2 separate regions of the Homo sapiens genome follow, and region 2 is linked to region 1. Evidence: chromatin contacts called from ENCODE Hi-C or POLR2A ChIA-PET data. All regions are on one chromosome and are shown on one strand. The core of a region is the stretch at or near the end of the contact, and the rest is flanking DNA. Distances in the headings are between cores, read along the strand shown. Region 1 has its middle 450 kb from the start of ADGRA3. Region 2 overlaps LOC105374524 (a long non-coding RNA gene).

Region 1 (4,324 bases), core at 458-2,957:
CACTGTTTTAGGCTCATAGAATAAAACATTGAACAAGCAAAAACCCCATTCTAATGGAGCTTAGTAGGAAAAGACAGACAACAAACAATAAACATAAATAAGTAAACTGTGTAATATGTTATGAGTAATAGGCTAAAAGAAATCAAGAATACCACGGTCAAGAAAAAGAAGGGAAGATTGATTTTAGTTTAAATAGGGTGGTAAGTGGTCATTGAGAGGCTGAGATTTAAGCAGACTTGAAGGAGGTGAGGGTGGGTCATGCAGATACTGGGGAGTGGGCTTGTCTTGCCTGGGAGAGAGTAAAAAAGACGAGCTCAGCAACTGAACAGAGGGCTGGACCATGTAGGATGTTAAAGACCTTGGCATAGGATTTAGCTTTGAAATGAGAAGCTAGGGCAGGGTGTTGAGCAGAGAAGGGGTGCAACTTGACCTATGTTATAAAAAGGTCTCCCTAGTTACAATACTAAGAACAGACTGTAGGGGCAAGTGTGGGATCAGAAAAACAATTTAGAAGGCCATTGCAACAATCAAGGTAGGAGGAATAAATGGAAAGATTGTAGAAGAAAGGAAAAAAGAGAGAAAGGAATCAGAGTACAGGAGAAAGCAAGAGATTGTGAAGAGAAGACATTAGGGAATGAAAAATAAAAGCAGAACTCCCTGTTCAGACTCTGAGCCAGTTGCTAACCCATTAGTATGGTATTCCATCAGCTGCAAACTCAGCAGTGTATTCATGCTTTCCTTTCCAGGATTAGTAGCTACTAACCTAGCTCCTTTTGATTAATCTAAGAGTACATTCTGCTGGCTGAGCCACCCATCTATATGCCTGTATGCCTTCTGAACAACAAAATTGGCCCCTGGGACAAGAGCCTAAAAGAAATTAGGATAAGGCTAATGGAAATCAGGCAACTGGACTGAATATAGTGCTATATCCTACTTCTCTCTTCAGTTTGTCTTTGCCTTGTTTTCTTGTGAATCTATGTTGAGGGAGAAATTCTATCTGTATTTGCTTCAATAAAATGTTTGTGTTCTCTTAGCTTAGGAGGATGCTGAGAAATAGAATGATTTCAACAGTGGTTCAAGGTAGGAAGAGAAAAGCTGAAGAAAACAGAATAGTATAAAAATCATTTGGGAAACCAATAGGTTTTCAGCCTTCAGAAAACTATTTTAATTGCAGCCATCTTTTAAAATTATTGGAAACAACTCGATTTAAAATTGTAAATTGTACTATATTAACAACTGTTTTCCATATATACTTTCTTACAACACATCACCTTGATTTCTAGCTGTGGAAGAGTAAACTGTCCATATTTCTTTAGTTCTTTGCTTGTTTCCCATTTTCTGCCCTAGCAAGCATTTCATTATAATGTTATTTTGCTTAGACAAATCTTGCTAAGATATTTCATAATTGCCCTTCCTGTCTTGGAAGTTATTATATTGATCATTTTGAGAAATAATATTTACTTTTTGGTTTGCATGTATTTGTTCAGTGCATTCCTAATGCAGCCACAGCAATTATCAGAGCTAATTCCTGAAAGTTGAGCAATCCCAGTCTTTGGCTCCTATCTATAGGTTTTCCTTCACTTTTACAAATAATGATTTATGCAAAGTCACCAAGACAGCTATTGCTTCAATGTTAGGTTTATTATCTCCAGGATGAACAGACAAGTCATTAAGCGCTCAGGGGAGGATTAGTGTAGAGAGAGATCACCACATTGTGATTTTCTGGTTACATGGTTCAATACAATGATGGTTTAAGGAAGTAAAAGCCAGTTTTAGCACTGCCATTATGGAGCAGTGTATATCATCAATAGGCAGTTATAAAAGCTGTGACTGATAGGAATTCCCCCACCATAAAAGTTCCTTCCATCACGTACCCACTGAGTGAGTCACGTAGAAGAATAACTTCTAAGGAATGTGATTAATTCCTCAGCTTTTACATTTTGATATAATTTTTATACACGAGCTAAGGCTATAAAGTGATAAGATAGATTACACAAGAGTCTTGTGCAATTAGCTTCATTACTTTAAAGCCACATTTTATGTTGGTGTGTGTTTCTTACTGTACAGAGCATAGGTTTGTGGATATGTAACTGTATTCGTTGTCCTAAAGACAGAAGTATATCTTTTTATTTGTGCTCTGAACATGCATTACAGTGGGTGGGACACAGGAATGGGAAATGAATGAATGAATCAATGAATGAACGAACCATCATCTATATATACATCTACCTGCTCTCCTTGCCCACTTTATTTTAAACAGTAATGTAAGTTAATCATTCTCTTACTAAAATGATTCAAAATCCTCCCATTTTCCAGATAACAAAGCCCTATCTGACTAGTGTTGTATTGAAAATCTTCTGCAATGTGTCTCCAACCCTGCTTTCCAATCTGGCTTCCTACTCTTTCCTACATAAGCCTCCCGCTTCAATCAAACTGGCCAAGGGAGTATCTATTAGGTCAGATAGATCTCTACCTTTCTATCTTTGCTCACACTAGAATGTACTCCTGTTCGTCTTATGTTTGTCAGCTTTCTGAAAGTGTTAATGACATGTAATAATAATAACAATAACAACAACAATACAGTTGGTATAGTTCAGTAAAGAACACAGATTTGGAGCCAAATGCCTGGGGTTTTATCACAGATATCACAATTCCAGATTGTGTGAACTAAAGCAAATTGTAGTAGTAGTAGTAATAGCAGTAGGGCTGATGTTTGTACAGTTGGTATAGTTTAGTAAAGAACATAGATTTGGAGCCAAATGCCTAGGGTTTAATCACAGATATCACAATTCCAGATTGTGTGAACTAAAGCAAATTGTTTAATCTCTCTGGACCTCAGGATCTTCATCTTTAAGATGGGAATAATAATGTACTACTCCTAAGGTTGATGTGAAGATAAAATGAGTTGACACATGTAAGTAGTGCTAAGAACGTAGAAAATGCTTGATAAAATTAATTCTGGTTCCAGAGCATTTACCATATACGAGACAATATACTGTTTTTGCATGTCTTATTTAATTCTCTCAACAACCTTTGAAGTAGAACCAATTATTTTCTCTCCAGTTTACTGATGAGAAAACTAAGGCTCAGAGTTACTTATCAGAGTCAGGCTCTGAGTTAACTGAGTCAATTAATTACTTAACCCCCATTCACATAGCACAGAAGTGATTAGGCTGTAATTCAAACCCGAGCAGCCAGATTCCAGAGCCTGTCTATTATCCAGTTTGAGTTTACTTCTTCCCAAGGGCCATTACAAATCCTGCCTAATTTGTCGAGCTTTTCTTGACCACTAGGTGCTTCAATGTTCTATAGCATTTATTAAGACCATTGTTTGATAGTAACATTATTTTAGCATTTATTGGGTATTAAGCATCTAAAAAATTGTATTAACTCTTTTAATTTAATATTTGTAATCCGATATTTCAAACATCCTCACTTCTGCTGTGATTAAAGTCATTTGAATGGTATTTGAGGGGCAAGCCTTGATCTCTATATGTGCACACATGCAAAATGTTCCATAAACATAAGTGCTCTCAGAAGCGTTACCATTGCTTGCTGCAGGTGATAATGGTAATGAAACTGGAAAGAAGCATATATCATTATTTTAGGTTGAACATAGATTTGGTGAAGCCAGACAATGAATCTCTGTGGTTTCAGAAAAGGACACAGTGAAAACCATTTTGTTAGATGGATCTGCTACCAAACTGAGAACTGGGCTTCTGGGGTTCAGACCCTTGCTTTGTTACAGTGCTGTGTAGGATTTCAGTTTGGGGTGTGTGTGTTTGGAGGTGGGGGGTAATCACTGCTATGTTCTCACTTTAGTTATGTATAAAAGTGTGTTGGTAATATTGGGCTGACTTGCCTCACAGAGGTGTTAAGGTCCAAATAAGATAATGCATATGAAGGAGTTCCCCAAATGTACACAATGAGCCCCTGACATCTATGAGGGTTATATTTCAAGTGAGAGTTTCTTAATCCCAAATTGTGAACATCACTGTAGCATATATTTTCTTCATAAGATGCATTCAATTACAACTATAAATTTTAAGTTTCTTCTTTAAAACCTTAATTAAAATTACTGGGCATGCAACAATAAAAAGAAAACAACAAAGCTGCCTTGAGCTGTGATTAATGGATAGTCCATCAGGTTCAACTCACAAATTCATCCTTGCCATCTAAAGTGTGTTCTAAGGACCAACATCATCAGCACCTCCAGAGAAAAATGCACAATCCTAGCCCCTGCCCACACCTAATGAGTCAGCATGTTAATTTCAGTAAGGTCCTTCAGTGAGCTGTGTGCTCAGAAAATGGGAAACACTGCCCT
Region 2 (4,403 bases), core at 590-3,089, 360 kb before region 1:
ACAGGTTATTAAAATTCTCGAAGAAAATGCTTGAAAATGCCAACAGTGATTAAGTCTGGGTGGTGGGATAAGATGATTATAGATTGGTTAATTTCCCTTGTCTCAGTTTGTTTTGTGCTGCTGTAACAGAATACCTGAGACTAGGTAATTTACAAAGTACAGAAATGTATTTCTCATAGGTCTGGAAGTGGAAAAGTCCAAGATCAAGGTACCAACAGGTTTGGTTTCTGGTGAGGGCCTGGTCTCTGCCTCCAAGATGGCACCTTGAATGCTGTCTCCTTCAGAGGTGGAGCAATGCTGCTTCTCACATTGGTGAAGAGTGGAAGGGAGAGAGCCCACTCTCAAAAACCATTTTATTGTGGCATTAATCAATTCACGCAGGCAAAGCTCGCAAGACCTAAACACCTCCCATTAAGCCCCCTCTCCCAACATTGTGGCCTTAATGATTAGGCTCTCAACACATGAGTTTTGGAGGGGACAAACATTAAAACCATAGCATTCCCTTCTGAATTTTTCTGTACTTTCTAAATATCTCAAGAAAAGTATCCATTAGTTCCGAATCCACTAAAGCCAATTAATTACAAACAAGATTAAAGAAGAAAGGAAATTCACAATCACTACAAAAATAATTAAAAGAAAGTAACAGCAGATTATATAACAGGATATATACTTAGGCTAAAATATGAACCATTATTTCAGTTAAATCTTCATATTTTCTATGGTCTTAGAACAATAGACTTTATTTTGAAGACATATAGGGAATATCCTCTGGTTATTGCCTAACCTTTCTTGACCCAAGATCACCTAGACAGAAAATGATTTGACGACATACTTGTTCCAAAGGCCATGCCTATTTATCTACACTGCACTATGTCTGTATTTATGTCTTCAAAATAGTCTCGAAGATGATGGGAGACATGAGAAGAACTTTCCATTCCCTCTGTTTCATTTTACTCTGCAGTGCCCTTCAATCCCTTCCAACTATACTGAGTCTGTACTTCTGCTACAACTGCTTATGCATAATTGTTCTCACAGACGCTGGGCCCCTTGAAGCTGGAGAAATAGTCTAAATCAGTCTCTGGTATCTCTGAGGCCTAGAGCAGTGCCCAGCCTATCAGTAGCATATAAATGTTTGTAGAATTTATTGAATTGCTGCATTTTCTCCCACATTTCCTCTACGTGTCAGAAGTGTCAGTGTTGCTAAATTCTTCAACTCTGAATTTCAAGAGAACCCCAGAGCCATGTTGCTCATTTCCCAATGGACACCTTTATCTTGTACTAACATTTCAAGAATTGCCTTGCTTTCTGGCTTTTTTTCTTGTTTAGAAAATTCTGGCAATGAGTTACTTTAGAAAGCAGCCCAACCTCTGACAAAGTCTTCTGTTTTCTGACCTGTAACAGAAACTAACTCTCAACAAAAGAGCAATTCTCCACCTGCAGGCCTAAGCACGGAACTTTAATGTAAATGACAATTGCAGGAGCCCTTAGAAAGGAGATGGGGAGGAGGGTGAGGTCATGTGACAAGATTTCTACTCTGTGTCAGCCCTTTTCTTTGGCATTTAGATGAGTTGAATGACAGGTAAAGCTTAGGGCTTAGGCTGCCAGGAACAAAAAAAAAGTGGGTAAATTTAATCATTTGCTCTAGTCTTTAAATATCCTGTACAGCTTTCAGGCACAAAGCAATCTTCCTACAGAGAAACAAACCCAGGATGTGGTTACAACGTACTGTTCTACCTCTTTGTGTTAAAGTGCCTTAATGATCAGGAAAAAAAAAAAAGATTTGCATGAAGGCTTTTTATGGAAAGCACTTAACACAATGGTTACGCAAGACAAACGTCAGCACAAGTGGATATAACTGATATGATGAGTCATCCTATGTGGTTTAAAGCCACCACAAGTGAATGTCTTTTAATTCAGCCTACATAAGCCCAGAACATCTTTTATAGGACTTTGAGGGTATCTATGGCATTGACAAGATACAATTAGCTCCTTGACTGAATCGTAAGATTGAAGGACAGTCTGATTTAAAAATGATTAAGGTGAGTGGCATATGGATGCCAAAGCTTCTTCTGAAATCAGCCTTGGTGATTTGTTTTTCTCTCCAGGTATAATGTCATAACACACACACAGACACACACACACACATACATACACTCAAACGCATAGTGACATCACCTTAAGATCTGAGTAATGTAGGCAGGATAGAAATATAATTGGCCACAATATTGTCTCATGTAAGCACATTAGTGATGCTTACTTAATCTTTTGGCATCCAGTCATTCTCTGGAGTAAGAAGTAAGGCTTTCTGTTTTAATTTCGTGACTCGAATTTGGAAACAATCTTTGCTCTTCGAAGAAAGGTACAATATAAGATTTTATTATTATACTGATTACATATTTGATAATTACCTGGTCTTATTGTCACTAGTATGGCTGTCATTACACATTGATTATAGCATTTCTTTCTGTTGACATCAAACAGGACCTCAGAATTCTTCTCAGCAAAGTGCCTGAAGAAAACACGGTAAATCAACTGGAATGACCATGTGAAATAAAGTCTACCTACTTCTCATTCACAGCACATATCAGACAACCTAATAATCAAGGTTATGATTTTCAGATATCCACTTTATCCAAATGAACATTTGGTAACATTAGGTTCTGCAACAGCAATTAATACAGGGACTCATTTAAAATTGCTGCTACCTTGTCTTTCTGATATTTTAATGGGTTGTCTTCAGTTCATACATTCTTTTTATTTCCCATTTCTTATAGAGCCCAGTTATAAGGCCCATTGTAGTATAATCAATAAAAAACTGTTGACTGATCAATTAATAATGTGATGATTTGTCTAAAAGCTGCATTGGTAGAAAGGAAATAATTTTGTACTAAGAGTGAAAACATTTGAGTTCTATTCTTTATATCTGCAAGTAACCATGGTTGGAAAACGTGTTTCAACTTCTCTAAAACTCAGTTTCCTCATTTCTTAAAATAGGGCAATAAACTGGATATTTTCTAAGGCTTCTCCCATTAGAAAATACAGTAATTATTCTGAGATATGTGCATGAATAGGTATCTCATTTATTTTAAAGTAAATAAGGTACCATAAATATCTATTTTCAAAGATAAAACTCTTCTTTATCTTTCCATTTCCATTCTCCCCATCTCCAACACTTATTTTCTCAATTTACTTGGAGCGTACAATATTTAGGTAGGGTGTGGCTCTGAGAAATAGTAAAAACATCCCCTCCCACACACATCCCGTAAAACACACACATATGCACTCACATTAGTGAGAGGACCAATGAAGGAATTCCCTTGAGTTACTGATTTCTGCAAATTTGACTCAGTTTTATTCACTACCAAAAGGAGCTATTGGAAACCTTGTAATCTCACTGAACTCGCATTCAAGGAAAATCTCTCTATTTCTCAATAGTTCTTACCATTTTTGCATATGCTATTCACTTTGAAAAAACTTTCTCCAGGAAAATTCCTATGACTTCTAGACTGAGCCAAAATGCCAGCTCCTCATTGATGCATATGTAATTCTCCTTGTCAGTGTCAGGTTCTCTGTCTGCAGTGATTTCTTAGCACTTTAATTGTGCCTCTGTGGAAGAAGTTATATATTGTAATTTAAAAATATCTGTTCATGTTTGTTTCTCCCAACTACTTAAAAGCAGTCACATTTTAGGTACATCTAGTTTATCTTAAGGAGCTGTATTAGACTGGCTCCTTTAAAATTCTGGAGTCCACTTAATATCCCATTTCAAGGTAAGCCCCAGAATGCTTTTCAGCAGCATTCTTGACCTCTCTATTACTATGAAAGCTAGACTCTGACACTTTCGCATGTCAAGTCCAGAACTCCCTAGAGAATCTCCCTAAAAGTTTTTAGCCTTTTTCAAAATGAAGCTTACCGGAGAAGAGAGTGAACAAGAAGGCTTTAGGTCTTGTGATATTAATTATTTTTAAAGAAGAATAGATTATCATATTTTAAAACTAAAATCATCATTTTTCTTCATGTTACTTCTTTGATTATCTGCATACATTACTAGAGAACCAGTGGTCTAAATTCTTAGAACCTTGTTCCTGGTCTTTCAGCCCTCACAAAAAAAGGTGACTTACACAAGCACCTGACTGGCATCTGACAATTCCCAAAGGAATTACTTCCAAAGTAAAGCATCTTGCATTAATTTTCTCATCTCTAAATTTACCTCAGACATCTATCCTCATATCAATATGAGTCTGTATGTCTGTGTGTACAGGTTTCATATTTAATAGCACATATGATCACAGATTTAAAGCATCAATTAGCAACTCGCATATAATGGCAAATGCATTTGCCAAATGGATGGAAAATGCTTTTTTTTTCATCTCTTCTTCCTCTAATATCTCTTACTAGACAAA

The links. A loop is a pair of places that touch in the nucleus more often than their neighbours do. ChIA-PET counts read pairs that join two places held with the same protein, here RNA polymerase II (POLR2A). Pooled maps may share reads with other maps.
Region 2: a loop to region 1 is called in a map of Calu3, with 2.3 times the contacts of the local background. The contact joins two enhancer-like sites. A Hi-C loop is called at or near these places in 1 of 168 maps with a recorded cell type or tissue (Calu3) and 2 of 50 pooled maps. POLR2A ChIA-PET finds 5 or more read pairs at or near these places in 1 of 52 experiments (activated T-cell).

Annotation. Positions count from the first base shown.
Region 1 is chr4:22,967,019-22,971,342 of GRCh38, reverse strand. No RefSeq gene overlaps it. Among named protein-coding and RNA genes, the nearest start is that of ADGRA3, 450 kb to the right of the region's middle. Within about 2 kb of position 1,707, at least 2 of the 41 ENCODE cell types and tissues checked have a DNase peak (open chromatin) inside an H3K27ac peak, as active enhancers do.
Region 2 is chr4:23,331,532-23,335,934 of GRCh38, reverse strand. LOC105374524 (a long non-coding RNA gene) reads right to left here. Exons shown (of 19, transcript XR_007058437.1): 15 at 3,443-3,606; 16 at 2,409-2,509. All of the region lies in intron 2 of LOC105374523 (a long non-coding RNA gene), which reads left to right. Among named protein-coding and RNA genes, the nearest start is that of PPARGC1A-AS1, 440 kb to the left of the region's middle. RefSeq lists enhancers at 1,400-1,629, 1,690-1,739. Within about 2 kb of position 1,839, at least 4 of the 41 ENCODE cell types and tissues checked have a DNase peak (open chromatin) inside an H3K27ac peak, as active enhancers do.